Linked DNA regions of Homo sapiens: region 2 is linked to region 1. Evidence: chromatin contacts called from ENCODE Hi-C or POLR2A ChIA-PET data. All regions are on one chromosome and are shown on one strand. Each heading gives the region's core, a stretch centred on a gene start or an enhancer-like site at or near the end of the contact. The rest is flanking DNA. Distances are from core to core; before and after follow the strand shown.

The links. A loop is a pair of places that touch in the nucleus more often than their neighbours do. ChIA-PET counts read pairs that join two places held with the same protein, here RNA polymerase II (POLR2A). Pooled maps may share reads with other maps.
Region 2: a loop to region 1 is called in a map of ascending aorta, with 10 times the contacts of the local background. The contact joins the promoter of CSNK1G3 here to the promoter of PRDM6 in region 1. A Hi-C loop is called at or near these places in 1 of 168 maps with a recorded cell type or tissue (ascending aorta) and 4 of 50 pooled maps. POLR2A ChIA-PET finds 5 or more read pairs at or near these places in 1 of 52 experiments (A549).

What each region holds. Positions count from the first base shown.
Region 1 is chr5:123,083,252-123,090,561 of GRCh38, reverse strand. It overlaps PRDM6 (PR/SET domain 6), which reads right to left and starts at 1,321. Exons shown (of 8, transcript NM_001136239.4): 1 at 1,043-1,321; 2 at 1-562. The coding sequence starts at 547. It overlaps PRDM6-AS1 (PRDM6 antisense RNA 1), which reads left to right and starts at 246. Exons shown (of 2, transcript NR_146771.1): 1 at 246-490; 2 at 2,623-4,331. RefSeq lists enhancers at 1,582-2,126, 2,127-2,671.
Region 2 is chr5:123,508,358-123,515,311 of GRCh38, reverse strand. It overlaps CSNK1G3 (casein kinase 1 gamma 3), which reads right to left and starts at 3,135. Exons shown (of 14, transcript NM_001364140.2): 1 at 2,742-3,135. RefSeq lists enhancers at 1,814-1,963, 2,994-3,203, 3,364-3,423 and silencers at 2,484-2,553, 2,724-2,813.

The DNA.
Region 1 (7,310 bases), core at 72-2,571:
TGCGCTGCTGGCCATACAGGTAATAGTCCAGCTCCTCTGCGCTGCAGCGGAAGCGCGGGGCGCCGCGACCCTCCCCGCCGCCGCCGCCACCACCACCGCACTTGACGGGCCCGGGGCCGGAGGTGGCGCCGAGGCACAGTTCCTTGGGGGGCAGCGGCTCGGCGGCGACGGCAGCGGCGGCTAGAGGCGCGAACACCGGCAGCTGCGACACCGGCAGGGCCGAGAGACCAGCCAGCGCGGCGGCAGCGGCCGCAGCAGCGCAGGAGGAGGCGGAGGAGGCGGAGGTGGAAGAGGAAGCCGGCGTGGACGAGGCGGAGGAGAGAGAGGCGGGCCGCGGGCGCAGGCTGTCCGGCGGAGGCTCAGCGCGCTCCGGGGGCGGGGGCGGCGGCGGCGGCTGAAGAGGCTGCGGCGCGCTCAGGAGACCCGCGGCGCCGCTGCCCTTGAGCGGGCCTGCGCCTCCGTGAGGGAAGAGTTGCTGCCAGTGCTGCAGGTAGGCTGGGTCCACTTTGAGGAAGGCCGAACCGCCGGGGTCTCCGGGCTTCAGCATGTCCGGCGCCTCGAACTGGGGGCAGAGGGCAGGGAAGAGGGGGCGCGTGAGCTGGGCGAAAGGGGCCGGGAAGAGGGCCACTGGGACCCTGGAGAAAGTGCCCGAGCCGGTGGTTCAGCCGGCGGCCGCCCGGTTCCGCGGCTCCCTCTTCCCAACTCCGCTTGGGCGCAAAGTTTACTCCGAAGCTGCGGCGCCGCACAGAGGGAGCTGTGTGCACCCTGCTCTGCCTCCCCGATCGCAGCGTCCAGCTCCCATCCAGCAATGCTGGGGCCCGACAGGAGGGCGCTGCCCCGTAGAACTCGGCTGCAGGACGCAGCCCCCGCCCTCAGCCAGCGCCCGGAGCCGACCCGAGCCGGCGTGGCGCAGCGCCCGAGCCGCGTTGGCCTCAGGCGCCAGGAGGCAGAACAGTCTCGCCGCCCGCCCCCAACCTAGGACCACCAACCTTCCTATCTACCAAGCCCTAGACTCTTAAGTCCCAGACCAGCCTCACCTTACCTGAAAACTCGGTGCTGCCGGTGGGTGCGTGCGGGTGTCTCGGTGAGCGTGCGGGTGCGCGAGAGTGTGCGCCCTGCGTGCGCTACATGCCCCTGAGCAGCGCGGGAGGAGAGTCCTAGAGATTGTGCCGCCCGGAAACCTCCCGACCTGCAAGCGAGAAAATTGGGAGGCCCGCGGAGGGCGCGAGAGTGCGGACGGACCTGGGCGCCCGACTCAACCGCCGTGGGCTGCTGCGCTTGGCCGCTGCCGCGTCCTGGCTCCTTGGTTCCACGCTCTGGCAGCTTCCCGGCTGGACACGTGGGTTTTACGACAGCACAAAATAGAGTGAGTGTGTGTGTGTGTGTGTGTGTGTGTGTGTGTGTGTGTGTGTGTGTGTGTGTGTGTGTGTGTGTGAGAGAGAGAGAGAGAGAGAGAGAGAGAGAGAGAGAGAGAGAGAGAGAGAACGGAGGGGGGAGGGGAGGCAGGCCAGAAGAAGGGGAGGGGAGAGGGAAGAAGGAAGTTCTAATTCGGCCCGACCCACATCGCCAGAGCGCCTTTCCCGCACAAACTCCTCCGCCCTCCCATCCCCTGTTTTTTTGGCGTGACGTCTGCCGCTAGCCTGTTGTCTCTTTCTGCCCATGATATGTCTTTTCTGGGTCCCAGCTCAGTGCCCTGATCTTGAAAGCAGTGGAAATGCGGCAACGGGAATGCATCTCCGCACACGCTGTGGTGTCCGCGCTGGAGCAAGCCCGCGCCGCCAGGACCGGGTTTGCGCTTTTGCCCGGCTCAGTTTTTCCTGAAGTGCTTCTGGGTGCCAGAGTCCACTCGCCCGCCACGCAACCTCTAACATAAATCCTCCGGGGAGAAAAGTTGGGGGCGGAGCGGGACGGGTTGCGCGCTGCAGTGAAACCCTCTGTCTGCAGCCCAGGAGGGAGGCTTGTCGGTGCAGGGAGGCGTAGGACCGAGGGTCCTGAGACCGAGAGCAGCTGGTCCTGGAGGGACTCAAGCTTGGCCGTGGGGCTGGGAGGCGGCTGCAATGGAGTCTGCACTCCACCCAGCGCTCTGCTGACCCCTTCTCGGGTTGTCTTCTGGAGGGCTCTTTCCCTCTCCTTCTTGGGGCCCGGAGACAAGTATCCAGTGTTACGTCTGGTGGCACAACTGCTCCGGGACACGGGCGAGGCTGTTTGCGGTCAGCTGCCTGCGGCTGCCGCAGGAGGTCACGCATAGGTTTCTCTACCCAAAACCTGGTGTTAGAGGGGCAGGGTGGGAGTGCAGCCCCACCTCCACCATGTCCTCTCCCCAGACTTTGTGCCAGGGCAGCCCTTCGATGCAGTCTCGCACCCACGAAGGAGGCACTTGCCCCCCAGCTCTTCCTGGCATTTTCGGTAGTAGATGGTAGAGGGCACAGGCAGGGTGTGTGAAATTGACCGACTCAGGAGGTACTTTCCCATCGCCGGGGTTCTGGCCATACCGTAAAGAGAAGAAACGGCATTTATCTTTTTCCAAACAACCTAACTTATTTAGCACTTGCCAATCTGAGCAATTAATAGCCATTCTTTCCTGATTTCTGCTTGTTTCTTTTTCTCTTCCCACCACTCAAGTTTTCTGAACCTGGGAAACGTGCTGTTCAGACTTCATCCGGGTCTCATTCAGGATGCTTCGATGTTGGTTGGAAGAGAGTTAGACCGAAAATGTTTTGACTGGCGTCGTTATGACAAGGTCATCCGTCATTGTTGGATAGATTGATAGCACCCAAGTTTAAGGCAGACACCACGAGGGAAAGCCCACGGCGCTGTGGTCCCGGAGGCTAACCAGGCAGTGTCCGCAGACCTCCAGCAACTCCATCGGGAGGAGAGGATGAAGTTCCAGGCCCGTTTCAATTAATCTGCTCGCAGAACTGCCGAAGAGTGGCTTGTCGGGCCACGGGAGAAGAAACAAATGCTCTTTCTCACACTCTCCTGGTTCATTGCTGAGAAACCAGGACACTCCTCTGTTCCCTGGGAGAGACAGTGAACTCCAGGGATGGAAGTCCGGACTCCGGCGGCGGTCCCGTCATTTGCCTTCTTGTTTCTGCCCAAACCCAGCTAGTTCCAAGCGCTTGGTCCCCAAGACTGGAAGTCCCCAAGAACCTACCTCTACCTGTCCCAACCCTGCCTCCCCCCTACCCTTTCACCCCCTGCCACCATTAGAAAGTCTCTGGATTTTGAAATGCTAGTTGCAGCAGCTGCTTCCGTGGCCTCATGCCGCCCACACTCTGGGAAGCGGAGGAGGGAGGGTTCCTCTCGTAATAAGATTAGCTGACCTGTTAATGAGAGTTTTGGACGTGCCGGGCGGGGGTAGGCGCTTTATGTCCATTTAATCCACCTACATGCGGAGAAGGCATTATCATTAACCCCCATATTGTAGATGGGGACCGCTGAGGTTCGGAAAGTTTAGATGGGTTGCCTAAGGTCACGCCATTAATGAGTAATGGAGACGGATTCAAATACCGTTCGGTAAGGTGCCAAGTGCATCTTCTGCCTACCCTAGTCCAACCTGTAGCCACTCGGTCCAGACTGACGCCAGAGGGGCTATCATGGGAGAGATTTGGTTCCCCTCGCTGCGGGGTCCAGGGAAGAAGCTGAGAAGGTAGCAAAGTCCCCCTCGCCCACTACGTCTACAGGTGGCGTACCTGGGTAATCCGATTCAAGCTTCCGCCACACCCACCCCGGGCACAAGTCGATCCCGAGGCTTACGGGACCCTAAGGCCCAGAGGCTACAGGAACCTCCCGTGAAGGGGGCAGGAGAAAGTTTGAGGGAGAGCCCTGAAGGTCCGGGAGCGAACGAAAAAGTCTGGAAGGGAATAGACCAGGAGTCAGGACCTCCCCTGCACCTCCCCAGCAGGCCCACTGCGCCGAGCGGGGCCCCTGCCTCCACCGCGGCTTCCGGGATGCCCGCAGAGCTCGGCATCCTCACCCGGTGCGCACAAGGGCGCGCAGCGGCGTAAGCTGGACCCCCGACGCTGCGCGCGCTCTGAGGGGCGCTTCCCCCTCACACAGTTGACCCTGGGCCCGCTTGGTCACGGCCACCCTGGCGCATCTCAATAGTTTTTAGAAAGTGAGCCCACCGACGGCAAGGACATGCACCCCCTCAAATCCGCTTCCCCCACCCCCTTCAATACTGAGAAGACCACGGAAACAAATCACTTCGACCACTTAGAAAGCGATCAAACCTTTATAAAAATCCATCGCTCCCAAATCGATGGGTGAATATTTGCTGGGAATTTGTTCCAGAGGAATAAATGAGGAGCCTTGAGTGTATTAAATGCAAACGGGGGGACACGGTGGTGTTTTTCTTCATTGATTAATGACCTCTAAAATAAAACAAGTGGGAAGAGGAGCCAGGATCGATAAATTACCCAAATTCATCATTTTCTCGAGCATTTTCGCCCCGAAAATTATCCTTGGGAAGCCCATTGTACCCTGAGCTGGGAGGGGAAGGATGTAGCTGGAGGCCAGGGTAGGGAGGGAGCAGCAGAAGGGGTAGGAGGAGAGAAGGGGGTTCTGTCCAGGAGACCCTCTATCTGATTCCGTTTAACATACAATTCAAAAGTTTGCCTTTCATATTATTTTTTCTTGATGGGGGAGTGGAACAAATGGTCGGTTGCCTTTGACAGGACTCCAATAAAGGATTCAGCAGCTCTCCGCTCTGCCCTGGGTGCTCCTGCTTCTAGTAGGTTTAAGGTCACGGGTGGCTGAGTTAATAATTCATTAATATAGACATTTATTCAGAAGGGTTCGCTGAGATCCACTCTTCCTGCCTCCTCCCAGAGATTTGTTTTCCTAGGAAATGGATGGGGGTGGGGGGTGGGCTGCAGGTGAAAGGAGGGGGGCGGGAGGAGAAGGAAAGGCTGGATGTAGCTAGGAGGAATCTTTGCTGAGCCGTATTAGCAGACAGGTCCCTTGAGCCTGCCAGCAAAAACTTGGTTGAAAATGTGGTATCTAAACAGCACAGAGACTCTGGCCTGCGGTGGCCCTTTTTCCTTCCATACCTGTTCATTCGCTTGTTTAGAAAGCTCCTTTCCTCCATGGTTTGGGACCAGGGAGGAGCCTTCTCACTGAGGATCTTGGATTGCAGGCAAAAGGGAAAGCTGTGAGAAAAAAACAGGACCCCACCCCCATCCCTATGAGGTTCCCAAGGGAGGAGCTTTGAAACTTGCCCAGACTTGGAATCTAAGGGAACCTCCTCTCCTGAGGGCACAGGCAACTTTTGGAGGACACTCCACCCCTCAGAAATGGGATCATGGAGAAGGGGGTTGGAGGCGGAGACTGAAAGTAAATAGTAAGTAATAAATCAGTAATGGTTAGATGGGAATAAGTGCTATGGAAAGCAATAAAGGATAGAGGGAAAGGGAGTGCATGTAGGTGGAAGGAGTTACTGTTTTACATATAGTGGCCAGGGAAAGCTTCTGTTAGAAAGTGAAATTTAAATAGAGACTTGAAGCAAGAAGATGCCAGTTTTCTGTCCAGAGCGGGATATTCCCTGCCCTAACCTATAGCCAGTGGCTAAAGCAGTAAAAGGGGCCTCTCCTGAAGAACTGTCAAGGATTTGCCTCCTCGCTACTGGCCACACTTGCTTCCCTTAAGCTGCTGTGTACTACTCGATATTCTTTCAGTACCTCCATTGACTGTTCTCATCAATTGGAGTCGCCTAACTTGCTGGTAACTTAGACCCTGACACGGTGACCGACCTCCAACTATCTGGACCTCAATTTCTTCAACAGTCCAAAGAAGAGGCAGGACAAATGCAGTGTTCTGTCCTAAGCTTTTATGAAGCAGCTACCGAATTCTGACCTCCCCACCCTATTACATATTTTATACCCTACTCCTGCATGCTGTGAGTCTAAGATGAGCAGGGTGTAAAATGTATTGCCCAACTAAAAACTAGAAAACCCTCACCATTAATTTTAATCACTGCAGTCTGCCCGTTGATCCCTTTGCATCTTCACTTGTTCATCCTTACTTAGTGACAGAAGACAGCGCCAGCCACCATTGGAAAGAAAGGGTGCGAGGAGTGAGGCAGAGGAGATAGAAGGCAGTGAAATGCTTAGCACACAGAAGCCAGCTCTGGCCTCAGGTGATGCAGCAGGTGCCTCGCCATTCATCTGACATACCCTCCTCTTCTGAGGCCTTGGCAATTTAGACATGTCCTTCCCTCAGCTTTCCTCCTCTCACAAAAGTACTTGGAAGTTCAGCTCCTCACTTTGCCAGGTCAAAAATGGCCTCTGGGTCCGGGAGACCAAGCCCAGGAGATTTGTGACCACTCTCTTTCATCCTCCGCCAGGACCCTGGCAGACAGCACCTATTCACGTTACTTGAAATGCAGCCGAAGCCTCCAGTTCCTTTCACCCTGGTCACCCAACAGCTGCCAGTCAAATGATGCCTCTCAGCCACCTCAGGCCTGATTTGGATTTGACCTACTGACCTTGAGGTGAAAGGCTCTGCAGTCCATTATGAATCCCTGGGGCCAGTTCATTCTCCCAGGAAAGCCTCTAAATATATCCTTTCCGTTTGCAGGGAAATCAGCTATTATAATTTGCAAAGGTCTCGTGAGTTTAAAACATATTGGTGGCAGTTCAGTCCCATAAAGATTTAATGAATAGCAACTGGGTGAAAAACAACTCCTTTTTTTTTTTTTTTTGTCTTGACAAGTCAAGGAAAAGAGAAATGATTAGACAAGAATAGCTATCCCTTCAGAAACTCACAAATTCCCTTCACTATCTCCTTCCCATCCCACCCTTTCCCCAGGAATTTAATCTTATATTTTTCCAAGTATCTGTAAGAATAGACAAACCCAATTATAGTTACCTACAATTTAACAGCTGTACAGAATATCTAATGAACACATACTGTGTGCACGAGACTATTGGTAGGGATCTCTGGGACAATCTTCTTTGAAGCTCTTCTAGCAAATGCTACCTGGTTCAGACACAGTCTTCTGTTGGTCACCAGATTGTTGCTTAAATTAGTTGAAGCTTATAGGACTTCAGTCATAACCAGGATGAGGTAAGCATGTTACAGTACATCTGTTCGAATTAGAAACATATGCTATGGTTGATTCACCTTCTGAGGGTTGGCAGTTCCTAGTGCATGGTAGGTTCCCCTGAGTGCCCAGCAACAGTCTCTAGGAGCAGCTTCCAGCTACCCTCTAAATGAGGGGGTTCCTGAGACTTCCCCCCTCCCAGGGCGGGTTGAGGAAAGAGAATGCATATTCTCACAGCGGCTCTTACATATACCTAGAGGAACCTGAG
Region 2 (6,954 bases), core at 1,886-4,385, 420 kb before region 1:
CCCTTTGGAACAAAACAACCGCTTGTTCCATTCTGAAAAACATCTGAAACAATAAACTATACCAGAATAAGTCTACTCCCAGCATGGAGAGGATTACAGGATGGATCAGAGGAGACACAGAGAAGTAACTGGAGAGCTTCTCATTTCTTCCTGAGTCACATTTTTACAGTCTGGATTGATTTCATGTATAACCAATTACTAGATTACCAGACACACCCATATTTAAATGCAAATAAAGAAATTTAACGAAACTATATATAGATTGTTTTGGATTATATACTTTTCTGCTTTCCTTCAGTAGTGCCAATGATAGAAAATTGACTATTTTATTATAACTTGTTTCCTTAAACTTACTATCGTTATTTGCCTACCTACTGTCAGCCTACGATCTGTACATTTGGACCTTCATGCCTCAAACTGACTCATCTTTAAATACAAGCTGAACTTCCATGGCCTGATCTCCACCTACTTTCATAGCTTCTCCCACAAAGACCTCCTGGCAAAACAGCCTTATGTCCAGTTCAACAAGCCCTATAACACAATCACATGCCTTTCCTCAGGCTGTTCCCTTCACCGAGAAAACTACCCCCACCATCACCCCCTCAGTCCCCATTTTGCCTATTAAACTATGTTAAGGCCCAGATGGAGTGTTACCAGCTCTACATCCATTCAAAATTTCCCAGTCAAAAATTAGTATCTCACACACACACACCCCATGCTTCCAATACACCTCCAACAAAACCCACAGGAATCTGTGAATTACCTCTGTGTATGTCTGCTTCTCCCTTGAAGGCAGTACTGAGTCTCATTCATCTTCATATTCTACCCACTGTTCCATCCTTGCCACAGAGTAAAGGTGGTCCTGGTTGAATTAAACTATTCCTTGATTCCACTAATTCCAGTCCTTTATTTTCAAGGAAGTAATAAATGCCTTTCATGTACTGAAGATTTTGTTAATATATTGTAAATGCTTGCTAAATCTAATGATGAAAATGTCAATAATTACATAACACACTAATGTTTAAGCTGATGAATGGCAGAAGGGGGTGGATGACTATAATAAATCATCAGTAAAGACAATCGTTTCTCAAGATCCCCAAAAAAATGTCATTCATAACAACATTAAAATTAACCTTTCTGTCTCCCATTTCAATAATTACTTCTATTTAATGCATATTCAGAAATGCCAGTTCACATAAAGCAGAAGTGTCTGTACATTCTGCTAAGAATGTATGTCAAAGCCACACAATGTATTTGATAACATCTTTCTTCCAATGTCCATAAAGGTAATTTTTATCTTTTATCTTTTGTGCAACTATAAAGGTTAACTATACAAAAGAATAAGACAATTTATCCTAAGATACAACTGGAGCAAAGTTTGTAAATAATTACAAAATACACTAAGTACAGCTCAAAAAAAAAGAAAGCTATTAATGTCACACACCAGATCTGATTTTTTTGGTGAAAAATATTTTCTTAAACTAGTTTCACATCTAATTCCACATTATTCTCACAATTTCTGTAATGTTTTTCTTCTAAATTTACCGGGAAAGCCAATATTCTTCAAAGAAACATCTTTAAAAAGAAACATCTTTAAAAAGTATATACTTTTCATTTTATATCCCATCTTAGATATAGTTTGCCATCTCTCATATCTGTGGCCAAATGTCATTTGAATCGGACTAAGTAATTGCAAAAAGTAAAATAATGACTTATTTTCTTAATTCATTAAAAATAAGTACATTTTTAATTCTCTAATTTAAAGTAAATATTTTAATAGAAGATTTAAAAGGAGCCACTGACCAGCCTGGGTGCTTACTACAAAAGAGTTGAAAGTAATTCACACAGTGTATCAACAGTAGCTGTCTCCCACACACACAGGCACACTCACTCTCTCCCCCATCTGAACTTTTCCTCCCTAAAACATGAGGTGGGAGAAGGGGAATGACCATGACACAGGCCTCACTACCCCCACCCCACGAGTAGACACACATCTCCCTCCTCATCCTGCTGAAAAGAAATGTGGAGGCTGTGGACCAAGAGACCCGATGCTTCTCAGTGTCACTTCCCCTGCATGTGGGATAAACAAACAAACCGGCACCATGAGAGTAACCATCAGAGTGATTTTGCTAACCTTTGACTAATGTCTTGGTTAAGTTTTGAGCTGAGTCAAAGCTCTAAGAAACAGGTAAATCCCTGTGTCCCCCCACCCAACCCCTTAAACACTCCAACGGGAAGTTTATCCCTGAGCTGAACGCTGGCCCCCGTCGCCTCCTCCCAGCCTATCCATGCCTCCTTCCTGCCTGAAGCCCCTACTCCAAAGGTAATTGTCTGGACACAGTCAAGGAGCACCGTGGGCGACACTCCCCACCTCCCAATCTCTCCTAAGGAAGCCCCCGCCGGCCCAGTTGGCCCACCTCCCTCGCCGCCCCAGTCGCGCCGCACCACTCCGGCAACTTTTGCACCCAGCCCGACCCGCCACCCGCGGCCCCCGCTGCCCCCTAGCCCTCCGCGCCCTCAGCCTCCGACCGCGGCCCCCTCCTGCCCACGCCTCCGGGCCACCCGCCATGGTCCTCGCCCACCCCTCCCCCGACACCCGCGCCTGCGGCGCCGCCCCCGCCGCACCCCACCCCACCCGCCCGGGACCCCAGCCCCACCCGGGAGGGAGGGCGCCGCGGCCGCGCCGAGGCAGCCGCCGGGCCGGGGCTGGCAGCGGAGCACCTACGCGCAGGGGGCTTTACCTCAAAGGCGCGGCCGCGAGCAGAGGGGTCGGTCCCGGGCGCGGGCGGCGCCCCCAGTCCGTCAGCGCCGGCGGGGGCAGCGGCGGCGGCACATCACACCCGCCGGCGGCCGGAGGAGGAAAGCGAGCCACGCAGGGAGCGAGCGAGCGAGCGAGCGAGGTAGGGGGGAAGGAGCGAGAGAGAGAGGTAACGCAGCGCTGCTCGGATTCGGTCCCTGCACTGCCGCTGGTGCCTCCTACCGCCGCCGCTGGCCGGAGAGTCGCCGCCCGAGCCTCTGCTGTCGCCACCGATGCAGCCCGGAATGAATGCACAGCAGCGCCTCGCTTATCCGGAGGTCAAACATCCTTCTGCCTCGGGCATCCGGATCGACGCCGGACCCGGAAGTGAACACATGGAAAAAAAATTAAAAAGGAAAGCGTCTGTTTAGCGGCGGCGGCCCCCAAGCTGCCCGCATCAGCGAAAACAGCCGAGTAGAGCCGAAGATTGCACCAACCTTCTTGGATTGGTCGGATCGCCGACCGGAAAGGAGACGGCGCGGTCATTGGCTGGCAAGGTGTATAAAGCCTAAGCCGCGCCCTATCCCCGTCTTTCTAGAGCCGTGCGTGAGGGAAAGTGGGGAGAGGCTGTGGATACGAGTGTTTCTCTGGATGAAGCAGTGGGCGGAGAAGCATAGCAAAGTCTACGCAGAGAACTGGAAGAGAACACCACCATGCTTTAGGAGAGCTACTAAGAACTGAGTGAGCAAAGAGCCTTAAGGGTACCATTGTGCCAAGTCAGGGTGCTGAGGCTTTCCCTGTTGTGCTCAGCCCGCCAGGTTCCAAAAAAATCTTAGGGCCCGGCCTAGGAGTATGACATCACTGGGTTGACATTTTTCCCCGCTTGTTTGTAACCCCAGTGCCATATCAGGGCTCCAACTGCTTAGAAATGTGAATTATGGCTCACATTTGCGTCTCATTTGCTGTTTGTAAGCTGAGGTAATCCTCTGAACTATATAGTGTGGCATTACCTGTTTTTCAAATTCACCTCCCAAAGTTCTGAGAAGCCAAACATCACCCAAGTTATCAAGTTGCAGCGCACAAACTGAAATCGGTGTTTCTGACTCACACTTAAGTCCACTCTGCCTACATAGAAAGACTGCATTCCTTTCATTTTCCCTCTTGCAGTTGCTTCCCTGGGATGGAGATAAGTCATTTTGGTAGACTTCTATGGAAATTGATCCACCATGAAGGCATGGAAACTATAATTTTTTAAAATTGTGATTCTTATGTCTCAAGTCCTTTCAAAAGTTAGGCATTAAGGTGTGCAGGAAGAAGAATCAGCCTGGTGCCATGTTTTTTAAATGTTCATTTTATCAAACCCGTTTATATTCTTAATATACTTACTGTATCAAGAAACTTGAGTCTTGTGTATCTCTATCTCTCCTGTCTACCTCTCAAAACGAAAAGACTAATGAAACAAATGCACTCCTTCATTTTCCTCCCTGCTTTGCTAGATTAACGGTATAGCTAATGTGTTACCTTTGGAAGGGTAGTTAGTATAGAAATCTGTTTTTGATTTTGGTTTGTAATACAACAGTGCCTTTTTTTTAAACCTCTCTTCTCACTTCTTCCCCAAACTGGAAGTTAAGAAGTGACTAGCATCACCAGCCTTAGAAGGGTAGTGATAAGAGCTTTGCTCCATGCTTACCACACCATCATTCTGTAGGAGACTCAAAAGCAGCTAAGATGTATGCATGCTCAGAATTGTGAATGACTTGCCTAGGGCAGATGACATATCCCAGAATTTCTGATCTCTCCCAGGACCCACTAATAGACAAGAAACAAAGTTAACAACATCTCACTCAATAGAAGAGAAGTGTCTGCAACACAGGAAACTCTAAATATTGTCCTCAACTCCCAACAAACCATTTTATTCTCTCTACCTCAAAAAACTCAGTTTTGATAAAGAACACCCACTCTTCTAAGTTTTCATAAATGGTTGAGAAAGTCAAGTGTATAAATATATGATCAAAACACATTTTTAAATTAAAAATGGGCTGGTCTAAGTACGGTGGTACTTACAACGAATTGCTCACAACCAGTTACAGATTTCTTTGTTCCTTCTCCACTCCCACTGTTTCACTTGACTAGTATTTATTAAATTATATTAGAAACGTATGGGAATAAATGTTTACATTTTTAACACTGCAGGGAAGACTTTTGGTTAAAATTTGGCCTATAAGCTCCTATAGATTAAAATTGGCAAAGCCTGGTGTAGTGGTGAATGCCTGTAGTCCCAGGAACTTGGGAGGCTTGAGGCAGGAGGATCTCCCAGTAGTCTAAGGCTAGCCTGGGCCACATAGTAGGATCTTTTCTCAAAACAAAAAAAAAAAAAAAAAAAGCAAGTAACCTAGGTAGGAGGCAATTAAATTTTCAGGTCATTCTATTAACTTATAAGAAAAATTGGTTTGGGAGGCCGAGGCAGGTGGTTCACCTGAAGTCAGGAGTTCAAGACCAGCCTGGCCAATGTGGCAAAACCGCATCTCTACTAAAAATACAAAAATTAGCCAGGTGTGGTGGTGTGCACCTGTAATCCCAGCTACTCTCGAGGCTGAGGCAGGAGAATCGCTTGAATCTGGGAGGCGGAGGTTGCAGTAAGTGGAGATAGCGCCACTCCACTCTAGCCTGGGCGACAGAGTGAGACTAAGTCTAAAAAAAAAAAAAAAAAGTATGTATATATATGAAAAATTGGCAATGTGAAAACAGCTTATATTAATGAAGGAAAAGCCAATACACAGGCATTGCAAGCAAAACTCTTTATCTTATAGCATGATGCTCCAACCTAAGCAGCCAGATTATACTTGTCAATCTGCTATATTACAAATCAAATAGTTTATTTGTTGTGTCACCTCACATTTCCTGGCATTGCCACTCTTCAGGTATTTATATTCTATTAATATTTTCATTATGATTATTGCATAAATTCATGTGATACTGTTGTCACAAGTTTTGTAGTACATTGGAAACTTGCATTTATCAAATTCTCTTTTCACAAAAGCTTTCTCTACATGTCCTGCAGATGCTTTGTGTGAGACAGAGAATGGTATGTAGAGTTTGTGGAATGTAAAGCTGGCCATTTTTTCTCCTTTGTAAGCAGTAAAACTTAAAGTTGAAGAAAGATGGAAATGAAACAGTTTGATTATGGTTTTAAGCAGGAAATTATGAGACTAAGATATTTACTAAGACTTTTCAAAATAAAAACAGATAAAACATTCATTTCCTTCTTTCAAATATTTTGTTTAACTGTAATGGTAAACCTGGCATGGTGATTAACTGGTTGCCAGAATAAGGCCTGAGGCATCACCAAATTATACTTAATTCTTTATTTTTTAACATTATTTTAAAGGAAAAGTACCTGGAAGAAAGATGTAATTAGGAAGAAGTAAACAATGAAGTAGAACGGGGAAGGATGCAAAATGGAGAACTGTAACAATAGCCAGGGGCTGGGAGTAGAGCAACATATTTTACTACGATGAAGAGGAAAATAATTTCTTCCCCCCGTCAAGCCTACAGTCAAGGGGAGAGACAAGAAGGATTGTGGGAGAAAGCCAGTCACATACAACAGCTAGATCAGGTTTTGGGGAAGCTATCGCTTAGCAACCTTTATTTTAGACTGTTACATGAGTACAGCTCGAAAAAGTCAAGACACTGTTTTATACCATCCTTAGAAGGATGATTTGAAGTATTTGGTAGGTGGTAAAATAAATGTACAATAATCACAAAACTTTTCTGAGAGGCTTTATTACATGTTATAATGTTGATCTTCAGAAATGTTTAATAAAATCACATTTCCAGGATTCCTTGTCTTAGCTCGGGTTGCCATAACAAAGTATTGCAGACTGAGTAGCTTAAGCAATACAAATTCATTTTCTCACAGTTCTGGAAGCTGGAAGTCTGAGATCAGGATGTCAGCATGGTCAAAGTCTGGTGAGATCTTTCTTCCTGACTTTCAGATTGGCACCTTCTCCCTGTGTCCTCACATGGCCTTTCCTCAATGTGTGGGCATGGAGAAAGAGGGTGATCTCTCTCTCTTCTTCATCTTAATCCTACAGAAGTCCCCACCTTTATGACCTCATCTAACCCTATTACCTGCCAAAGGCCCTACAAATTCCATCACATTTGGGGTTGGGGATTCAGCATATGAACTTTGGGGAGACAAAATTCAGTTCACAGCA